Linked DNA regions of Homo sapiens: region 1 is linked to region 2. The links are chromatin loops, found by intact Hi-C in ENCODE. Cell type or tissue: PC-3. All regions are shown on one strand. Links, peaks and the distances in the headings refer to the core of each region. The heading gives the core; the rest is flanking DNA. Region 1 has its middle 140 kb from the start of LINC01972. Region 2 overlaps LOC105374294 (a long non-coding RNA gene).

Region 1 (5,377 bases), core at 123-5,122, 80 kb before region 2:
AAGTTATGGAAATTTTATTAGAAAATTATGAATACATAAAAGATATTCTACTAATTATGAGACATTTTCAATTAAGCCACCAAACAATTGCTTATAGAATACAAGATGTTTTAATAATATCAAAAACCAACTGATTCAACATTTGTTAAATTCCAAGTACTTTTCTTTAGCTTTGTAAAATCGTACACTATAGAAGATACTGCCTGATATGGTTTGGCTCTGTGTCCCCACTCAAATCTCATCTTGTAGCTCCCACAATTCCCACATGTTATGGGAGGGACTGGGTGGATGATTAAATCACGGGGGTGGGTCTTTCCCATGATGTTCTGATGATAGTGAATGGGTCTCATGAGATCTGATGGTTTTAAAAACAGGAGTGTCCCTGCACAAGCTCTCTTTCTTTGCCTGCTGCCATCCATGTAAGACGTGACTTGCTCCTCCTTGCCTTCCACCATGATTGTGAGGCCTCCTCAGTCACATGGAACTGCAAGTCCATTAAACCCTTTTTCCTGTATAAATTACCCAGTCTTGGGCACATTTTTATCAACAGCATGAAAACAGACTAATACACTGCTCAATTAATTTTTTGTGTACAAGTTGTCTGAAAAGACTCTCAAATTTACAAAGAAATGTCAATTTACGCCCTACAAAACCAAATTCATGGTGTAGGTATCTTTTGTATCTGTCAAATAAGAATTTCAGCTAAGCATGAAAATTTAGTTTCTAGCATGATAGACAGTGCTCCAGCTATGTTAGATTAAAAATCCAGATTCACTGGAATTCTAAAACAAGAGGCCAATGTTTTCATTTATGAAAATATTTTTCTGTAGCCTTCTAAAGAAGCGTCTATGGGGAGAGTCATACATAGAGGTGTTCTAACCATTCAGTACACATGTGCAAATGTGTGAATTATTGCCAGTTTATGGAAAGGACTAAAAATTAAAAGACAGTAAATTGAATGATCTTGTGTTCTTTACCAATGTCTATAGGTTGAATGGTGGAAGAATTTTAGAAGGATTTGCTGTGCTAATTCCAATTCAAAAATTTTCTTTAACAAAAAGCAATGCTTGCTAAACACTAAATCATCAAAGACAAAATATAGCATTATCACACTGCATATGAATGAGTTAAATTTGAAAGGAAAAGAAAAGCTTATTTGTTACCTAGTTAGTCAGGTATAAAAATTTATGCTAAAATTGATGATAATTTTTACAATAAATATCAATAATAATGATTGTGTATATTTCTAACATGAAGATTTTAATTGAAAGCAATAGCATAATTTAAGTTGACTGCAAAAACTACACGAAAATTTGAAGTATGGGCTGTTGGCATGCTTTGTAGGTAAATTAGTTACTTTTCAATATATGCAATATTTCTTTGAATTCTGTGCTAATAATACTAAGTTGTTCCAGGAGTTAGAGTCATTTAACTCAGACAGAAGTAATTTTGAAACTAATATGTTTTTGCTTCAAAGTTACATTAATTCTTCAAAAAAAGATGAACCAGTTTTTTGATGTAAATATGAATATTAAAGAAAAGTGAATTTTTGATATTTGATTCCATTACTGATAAATTTGTTTTCTTTTTTCTTTATTAACTCTTATTTTAAGTTGAGAGTTACATGTGCAGGTTTGTTATACAGGTAAATTTGCGTCTGGGGGTTTGTTGTACAGATTATTTTTTCACCCATGTATTAAGCCTAATACTCACTGTTATTTTTCCTGATCCTTTCCCTCCTCCCACCGTCCACCCTCCAATAGACCCCAGTGTGTGTTGTTCCCCTCTATGTGTCTATGTGTTCTCATCATTTAGCTCTCGCTTATAAGAAAGAACACGTGGTATTTGGTTTTCTGTTCCTGCATTATTTTTCTAAGGATAATGGCCTCCTACTCCATCCATGTTCCTGCAAAGAACATGATCTTGTTCTTCTTCATGGCTGCATAGTACTCCATGGTGTATATGTACCACATTTTCTTTATCCAGTCTACAATTGATGAGCATTTAGGTTGATTCCATGTCTGCTATTGTGAATAGTGCTGCAATGAATATATGTGTGCATATGTCTTTATAATAGAACAATTTACACTCTCTTAGGTATATACCCAGTAATGGGATTTTGGGATCTTGTAAGTATATTTGAAACAACTTGAATATGTGAGTCTCTGTAAACTTTATGAAATCTAAATACAGATCAAATATTTCCAGGGAAAATTTAGTGCCTAAATTAAGATGTGCTCTAAACATAAAATACACAGTGGATATTCATGACTTTGTTTCAAAAAAAGCAAAATATCTCATCATTAATTTTTTATATTGAGTACATACTGGAATAATAATATTTTGGATCTATTGAATTAAGTGTGTTGTTAAAATTAATTTCTTCTGTTTATTTTTGTTTTCTTAATGTGGCCATCAGAAAACTTAAACTCACATCTGCATCTCATATTCCCGTTCTATTGGATAGCACTAGAGTATGCATCCTTCACTGGGGCTTGTGTCTGAATAGCTACAATATATATTACCACTTGTACCATGCCAGAGATTGTGCTAAGAGCTTCACAAACATATTTAACCTCAAAACAACTCAACCTCAAAACCACACACATTTAACCACAAAACAACAATGAGGTAAGTTTACTGATAGGAAAATTGAGGCTCAAAGATGTTAGGTAATTTGCCCAGGGTCACACATCCAGTAAGTACAACCAGACTTCCAACTCAGAATCCCCAAATCTATGCCTTTAGTCAGAACTGTGGCATCCATTACTCGCCCACTATTGGTGCTTCCATGCAGGAATTCCTTCTCTGCATTTCTCAGGAAATGTATGTTTCCCAAATAGTAAGAAAAATCAATCAAGGAATTGAGAAAATAGAAAAAAAGTATTATAATTCTTTTTTGAGAATCAAAGATCAACAATTAACATAGAAATATTCCTGGTCAAAGGCATCTGCTGATGTCATGTCAAAAGCAAGAGCAAGAAACATTGACACACGAAGTTCAAGGCTAAGGTCAAAATTTCCTGGAACAGGGACAGGAGCACACAGAAGAGAAGTGGCCACAATCTCACTGGCCAGTCTTGCCTGTAGCTACCGTCTTGTCATCAACGTGTGTTCCTGGATTTTCTGCTGCAAACAGTGAGTCACTCCTCCAAATACAATAACTATTACTGTGTTTATATTATAGTAAACATTATGCAAATTCTATGAATGGTATTCAGAGAAAGAACAAGTTTTGGAAACAAAGAAAGTCTTTGAATTGGCAATTCCCACAGATGATTCTGAGAGGCCCTGTTAACCTTGCGAGGAAATCAGATGTTACATTAGTCAATACTACCCAGTGAGGTTCACTGGTGATTTCCAGCATTTGAATATTTCCAGGAAGCTTTAGTTTTTTACACCTACTACCAAAGTGTAAATGCTTTATAAATATTACCAAATACAAATATTTTACAAAGGCTACCAAACTTAATATTTCTTCTTATTTGTTAAATAAAAATTTTTAGATATCCATAGTAATGAAGAAAGAGCATGAAGAATGTTGGAGAATCTTTTTTAAATAACTTATAATTTTGGTAATTCTGGAGAATTCCCAGAAATTCCTATTTTTTTATGCCAAAATCCCAAAGATCAATGTCTGTCAAGAATTTGGAAATAGCTCCTGGCATCTTAGGCCTTTAAGACTGTTCATTGAAGGAAAGAATAAAGGAAGGGACAGGATCCACAGCACTGCGGTATTTCTCGCATGGAAATAGAAGAGAAGGAAAGAGCTAGATACTCTTTGTCTAGATACTAATAAGGTGACTAAACCTATGGCTGTGGGTAGAAAGTGTAGTTGTTTCCATGAAAGGCCTCTGTCTTCTAATGATACAAAATTAGGGTCATTCATTGAGAGGAAGGCAGGAAGTGGCTGGCAGACAGGGCTCCTAAGAGACTTACAAAGGTTTGAAATTACCCCGAGGGAGGATGAGAGTTGCCGTGGAATGCCTGGGAGGTCTTGTGGGTACCAGAGTTCTTAGCTGAAGTCTAAGCACTCACTACAGTAGAGAAAGGAAGCACGCGACAGGCTCCCAGTGCCACAGAACCTTATGGATTTTCTGAGTAGGCCCGGGGTACCCACATCCACACACAAGCACAGCCACACACACGCTCTCATAAACCGCATCTGGAACAGTGTGTGGGTGTCACTAACAAACTGCTATCCAATGTCCACACAGCCCATGGTGTGAGCTATCATGAAAGGGTGAAGTCAGTGTGACCCAGGATGGTCTGCCAGGAAAAAATCCACTGCAAACAGTAGGTGAGGAGAGGAAGACACACTCTAGCAAAAGTGGCATATTGGGCCGGGTGCAGTGGCTCACGCCTATAATCCCAGCACTTTGGGAGGCTGAGGCAGGTGGATCATGAGGGTCAGGAGTTCGAGGCCAGCCTGGCCAACATGGTGAAACCCCGTCTCTACTAAAAATACAAAAATTATCTGGGCATGGTGGTTCATGCCTGTAGTTCCAGCTACTTGGGAGGCTGAGGCAGGAGAGTCGCTTGAACCTGGGAAGTGGAGGTTGCAGTGAGCTGAGATCGCGCCATTGCACTCCAGCCTGGGTAACAGAACGAGACTCTGTCTCAAAAAAAAAAAAAAGTGGTATCTTGGAGCAACTGGATCTCGTGTCAAGAATGATTGTGTTTGAAACTCCTTGACTCACCCTGCATTTCACCCCTTCCCTACAAAACCATGACTACCAGCTCTAGGAGGAACCCAAATTTGGCTCTTCTCAAAAACTAAGAGTCAGGTGGCCTGGTTTCCAGCCTCAGCTATATCACTAGTTTAGTGAGTGACCCTGGGCTTCTCTGAGGTCCAGCGTGATCTTCTGGTTAGTGGGGCATTTCTCTAGGCATGTTTGTGCTCTGTTAGCTTTCTGCCTCAAGAAACAGAGACTTACATATAGTTCTGCACCTGGAAGGACATTCAGAGTCCAAGGTGCCCTTTGTGGGTTCAGTGTACACCTGTGGCAGCTGCAGGGGCTTGCTGTCCTTAGCTCTAGTACTCATGTTACTATAGATGGAGCTAGGTTCCTTCTGTGTGTGTGTGTGTGTGTGTGTGTGTGTGTGTGCATGTGCGTGCACTTCTCCTTGGATGCCTGCTTGCTTCTGTCTCTCATGGACCATTCAGAGAGAGAGAGATAATCTGATTGGCTTGGAAACATCCATCTTTCTGGTTTGGGCTTAACCTTTTCGGCTAAGCCATCTCATAGAACAGTTGCCCAGCCTACAGCTCAGCTGCCTTCGGGTCAGGTGCCCACCACAACTCTCTCAGCTGTGTCCAGAAGGGATTGGCCATGTGACAGAATGTGGCAACTGTGAGCTCAGGACTCCCCCAGCT
Region 2 (5,377 bases), core at 260-5,259:
ATGACTTGCCCAGGGTGACACAGAGTCAGGATTCAGACACAGGCAGGCCAACTCCAGAGCTGTCCTTCTCTACAAGTACTGTGGTCCCACCTTTCAAGTTGGGAGGCCCAGCAGGGATGGTTATCAAGCAGGGAAGAAGGGGAGGTATGTCCAGTCTCTGCTGTATGTCAGGATCCCAGAAAAAAAGCATTAGAAGCCTGGGCTCTGGTATCTCTCCACCTGCCAGACCCCACCCACCAGTTCCAAGGAAAGGCAGCCCCAGCAAACGTCTCCACAGGGACTGAGCAAGGCAGATGGCTGGGCTGCTGAGCAGACGGAGGGAGCCCAGGGCTTTCTGTGCTCAAGGCCTGCTCAGAGAAGGTTGGTCTGGACACCCCAACCAGCCAGTTCACCAAGCACTGGCATCTTCCCACAAGAGAAGAAAGGAGGGAAAGATGGAAAAGAAAGAGGGAGGAAAACAAAACAGCCCAAACAGCCCAAATCACTCCTCCCCCAACAGCTGCGTTCAACAAAGGGACATTAAATTAAATTCTTGAGGAAACAGGGCTCAGAGGGTAGGACCATGCCAAGTGAGCCCAGGAACACTTACCACTCTTCGGAACCCAATTAGCCTCCCTTTGGGACACTGGGCTCTTCATTAATCCCTTCTCTGGCTGAAAATGAGGTCCCTGTGCTTTGATCCCCTCTGCCTGCCTGCCAGGGCTCCTGGCTGGGAAATGTCACATCTGCCACTGCTCACACCATTGTCTGAGCTTACAGACCCATGGCTCTCCAGTAGCATAGGCCACGCTGCCAGAAGCCCCTCCAAACACTCACCCAGACTTGAGTGTGGTCCCCAGATACACCCAACATACTCTCTGGGCACCATCAGAGAAAACTCAGACCCAGTACCTGCCATGAAAGAACTTGAGATGGAAGAGGGAGAAAAACTTATACAAAAACCTTTGATATGGCCCATAAAATCTCATCAGAGCCTCTACTTTACTGAGCACTGGCCTAATCCCATTCCCACATGGTCCATAAACACTTTTGTGTCCCTTACCCCACTGGGCCTGTCGCCCTGCTGTCCTGCCCTGATGCAGCTGGAGGCTGGGGGGCTCCAGCCTTCTCCTGAGGATTCCTGTCTAAATGCTCAGCTGCTCTGGAATTCACAGGAGCCCAGGGCATGGGGCCCACCTGGTCTCCTGCTTCCTTCAGGTTGTTGCAGAGCCCCTGTCCTCCCTCGCCTTCTCTACCCCTTTGCTCCCCCTGCCTCGCCTGCAGCTGTCCATGAGCTCTGCTCAGCAAGTCCCAGCTGACCTGGATCTTTCCTTTTTTTCCAGCTAAACAGATATCTGCCTTGCTAATACTGACTGCCTTTCAAAGCATAATTATGATGTGTTGTGTTAAAATCACACTCCAGTAAGGAGCAGGAGACAGGGGAGAGGAATGGATGGGATGAAGAGGGCCAAGAGTCTCTTCCTGTCTCCCGGTGCAGGGATTAAGAGACTGAAGAGGGCATTCTGGGGAAACTGAGGCTCAGAATGGCCCAATAACCTGCCCAAAGCCAGACAGTCTGTAACTGGTGGAGCTAAGATCCTGCTGTTGACTTCATTTGCAGGTGGAGGAGGATGAGAAGGAAGTTTAGGGTGCATCTGCCAGGTCTGGGCAGAGCCTGCCCCAGTTGTGTTCAAGGTCCAGTGTTCAACACCCCCACCCTGGCCCCATGCGGGACTCCAGGGAAAGCCTGGAACCACGCCCCGGGAAAACACACAGGAACTCTGAGGGCTGGGCAGGGAGGGCTGCGGAGCTGCCCAGGACACCTTGCCTGACAAGGGCTCCTGCCATGCAGCTCATTTCAGCATAACACCTGCTTACGACGGCCTGCTCTGCCTGGGGAAGGATATCAGGCCCCGTGGAGGATGCACAGCGAAGCCAGCACGTCCCTGACCTCAAGAAGTTGCCAGCCTCCCGAGGGAGATGGCTGTCGCACGGACTCCCGCACCCACCAGAAGGCCTGCAGGGAGACCTCTGGGGCCGCTTTTCAGTCACGACCTCTATGCTCCACGCCCGTCCTCTGGGCGCCAACTGGTGATGCTGGAGCTGGGACTCTGCCCGCGGCTCCGCTCTGCCAGCCGGGTCTGTGTAGGCTCTGCAGCCCGGGCGCTAGAGCGGCACCTCCAGGCTGGTGCGGGAGGCAGGACTTGCTCTTCCTATTTGCTCCCTGTCCGCTTCCTGCGGGCTTCCTGTTCCTGGGAGCTCGTTGTCTCCCTCCCCAGCCAACAGCCGGCAGTGCCAAACCGGAGCCGCAGCGGAACGCAGCTTGCAGCTTCTCCAACTCTGGCAGAAGCAGTTGCGTCACCCTGTGGCCCAAGAGCCGGCTCAGACCCCTGCTCAGAGGTTGGGATCCCAGGCAAGTGGGCCCTTGTCTGCAGGGCCCCAGCGCCAGCGCGCAGAGACCTCTCCTCAAGTCGGCTCTGCAGGGTCCCTCCGCTGTGTTTCTAAATGTCCCCCTTCGCCCCTTCAGCCACAGAAATAGTAGTAGCTGCCTTCTGCAGTTGCCACTTCTGCTCACCCTGTCAGTCTCTGTCACCCTGATGACTGCAGAGAAGAGTCTGGAGACCAAGATGGACCTCCCAGGACTTACAAAGCAGAGACTTTCACTCCTGCTCTGCTGAAAATCCCCTTCATGCCCTGGCTTTCCTGGACTGTGTCCTCGTTTCAACCTCAGTTTTTTTTGTTGGTTTGTTTGTTTTTGTTTTGTTTTTGAGATGCAGTCTAGCTCTGTCGCCAGGCTGGAGTGCGGTGGCGACATCTCAGTTCACTGCAGGCTCCCCCTCCCGGGTTCAAGCGATTCTCCTGCCTCAGCCTCCTGAGTAGCTGGGACTACAGGCGCCCGCCACCGCGCCTGGCTAATTTTTGTATTTTTAGTGGAGAAGGGGTTTCACCAAGTTGGCCAGGATGGTCTCCATCTCCTGACCTCCTGCTCCGCCCACCTCAGCCTCCCAAAGTGCTGGAATTACAGGCGTGAGCCACCGCGCCCGGCCTCAACCTCAGTTCTTTATAGGAAACTCTCTGTGCCCTCCTTATTGGATGCTGACTGCTGCTGGATCTTTAGTGGGTAGCTAGCCTTTTGATCTCATCCTCAGGATCTTGATGGCCCCCTCTCTGATAGCAGTTGACCTTATTCGTAGAACTGCTCCTCCACATGGCCCATCCCTTAGGATTTGACTTCACTGCCATAGCAGTCCCCTCTGCCCTAACTTGGCCTGAACATGATGTCAGTCCCAGAGGTGGGCCTGTGGCCTAAGGCAGCTGACCACAGCCTTCCCTGGAACCTGTATACTCTGAGCTCTTTCTTTTCCACAGTCACCAACTAGGGTAATTTAAACTGGGTTGTCTGCAGCGGGGCCTCTGCCTCCCACGGCTCCCCGTCCCAGGTTATCCTGTGTGTAGTAGAAAATAATGGTGACCATTCACAGATTGAGAGCTGGCTGCATTGAGGCTGCCATCCGGTCATGCCTGAGGTCCACTCCACCCCTGTCTTTCCCAATTTCTGGAGCCCAAAGCCTCCCTTTGTGTGTAGGCAAGCGTGAGCTGGGTTTCTGTCACGCTCAACAGAGGGAGTCCTGACTGATGTGGCAACGCCCCCCACACCTAGGTCGTCTGGAAACAAGCTGAGTCAGGGCTGGTCTAGTCAGACTCCCTACCTGGTTCTGCAACCTCACCACACAGTCTCCGCCGTGCCACAGTTGCTGCATAGCTTCCTGCTTATGCAATGGCTTTGCCAAGGGCCTAGACACCCAGTCGGGCCTGGCTGAACCAGGGCCAAGTTGAAAAGGCAAAATCCAAGATGGAACTAAGCAACAAAAGAGTCAAGAATCCAGGCCCCTCCCACCCCAGAGCCGTGGGCTTGACGCTGAACCTGAGTCTTCCCCAACCCCCTTGTATGAGGACGTGTGTAGGCGGTAAGTGTTGTGCGACAATAGGATTATATTCATTCCACTTCCTTAATGAGCCAGGCTTCTTTTGGAAATATCAGGCTCCAAAGCTGAGACATATATAATGTTATATATAAATAGAATGAATATAAATAGGCTGGGCACATTGGCTCACGCCTGCAATCCCAGCACTTTGGGAGGCTGAGGCGAGTGGATCACCTGAGGTCAGGAGTTCGAGACCAGCCTGGCCAACATGGTGAAACCTCGTCTCTACTAAAAATACAAAAATTAGTCGGGCATGGTGGCAGGCACCTGTAATCCCAGCTACTCAGGAGGCTGAGTCAGGAGAATGGCTTGAACCCAGGAAGCAGAGGTTGCGGTGAGCCACGATAGTGCCATTGCACTCTAGCCTGGGTGACAAGAGTGAAACTCCATCTCAAAAAAAAAAATGAATATAAATATATATGAATATAAACATATGTAGAGAGAATGAATATAAATAGATATATACATATGCATATGTGCGTGTGTGTCTAGACATATAGATACCTATATACACCCCAGAATATCTTTCCTATTTCTGCAGGAATAGGGTCCCAGGGGCCTCAGAGGCTGTTTAGTCCAGCCCACTCCCCTTCCCTCCCTCCTCCCAGATAAGGAAATTGAGGCTTCCCACCAAATCATGTAGTTGGTGACTCGCCACGTTGGGAGCAGAATCCAGGCCTCCTCTCGAACACATCAGTGTCTGACTGAACTGAAACTGCACACAAGGCAGATGCCTGACAGCTACCACCCTCAGACGTCAGTCTAGCAGGGTTCCCTGCGAGGACCTTAAGGGAGGAGAGGGGCAGCTGGAGGCCCTGAAGTCAATAGGCGTGCAGGGCCGTCCTCTCCTCTGAGGTTTTTTGCGTGGGACTTCCGAAGAGAAGAAGCTTCTCCCAAGTATATTTTCAAAATTCTTCTCTACATCAGACACACGGAAAAAACACAGCCAAAAGGCATCGGTGTGCTGACCCCAGCCCAGGCCCAGCAGGCAGCATGACGCAGGAAAAGGGGCCTGGCCCCAGCTGGCTGGGCAACCTGGGGCAAGTCATTCAGCCTCTTTGGGCTTTTGCTTTCCTATGTGCCACGTAGCGGGAGAGGGCATTCCAGTTCCCTACCCAACCTACTGTCCAAAGCTTTTGTCTCCAACTCTCTCATGCCAAGGCACAGCCCTGACTCTGCCAGCCCCCTGATCAGGGCCTCCCCAGGCAACAATAGGACCATGCCCATCACCGGGTACAAACTTTGTGGAGTTGTTGTGGACAGGGAGTGCCAGGCCTGGGTTTCCCTGGAGAGACACCGACGTGCAGGTACCACACATTTTGACTCCTGTCTTCTAAGTCGTAACACTGCAGCTCCCAGGATTTGCCAATTCAGCCCGGCTGCCCCCACCACGCTACTGATTACAGAACGGT

The links. A loop is a pair of places that touch in the nucleus more often than their neighbours do. Peaks named below come from ENCODE experiments on the same cell type or tissue, not always from the same donor. Only the 100,000 strongest peaks of a DNase experiment are listed, where the experiment ranks them.
Region 1: a loop joins it to region 2, with 10 times the contacts of the local background. A loop is called at or near these places in 2 of 110 quality-filtered maps.

What each region holds. Positions count from the first base shown.
Region 1 is chr3:194,903,261-194,908,637 of GRCh38, forward strand. No RefSeq gene overlaps it. Among named protein-coding and RNA genes, the nearest start is that of LINC01972, 140 kb to the left of the region's middle. In PC-3, for the core only: no CTCF peak of the experiment used is centred there; a DNase peak (open chromatin) is centred at 3,121; H3K27ac peaks cover 1,814 bases.
Region 2 is chr3:194,983,082-194,988,458 of GRCh38, forward strand. All of the region lies in intron 3 of LOC105374294 (a long non-coding RNA gene), which reads right to left. Among named protein-coding and RNA genes, the nearest start is that of XXYLT1-AS1, 110 kb to the right of the region's middle. RefSeq lists enhancers at 3,226-3,726, 5,019-5,377. In PC-3, for the core only: CTCF peaks have their summits at 2,184 and 2,388; DNase peaks (open chromatin) are centred at 2,220 and 3,690; H3K4me3 peaks cover 735 bases; H3K27ac peaks cover 1,519 bases.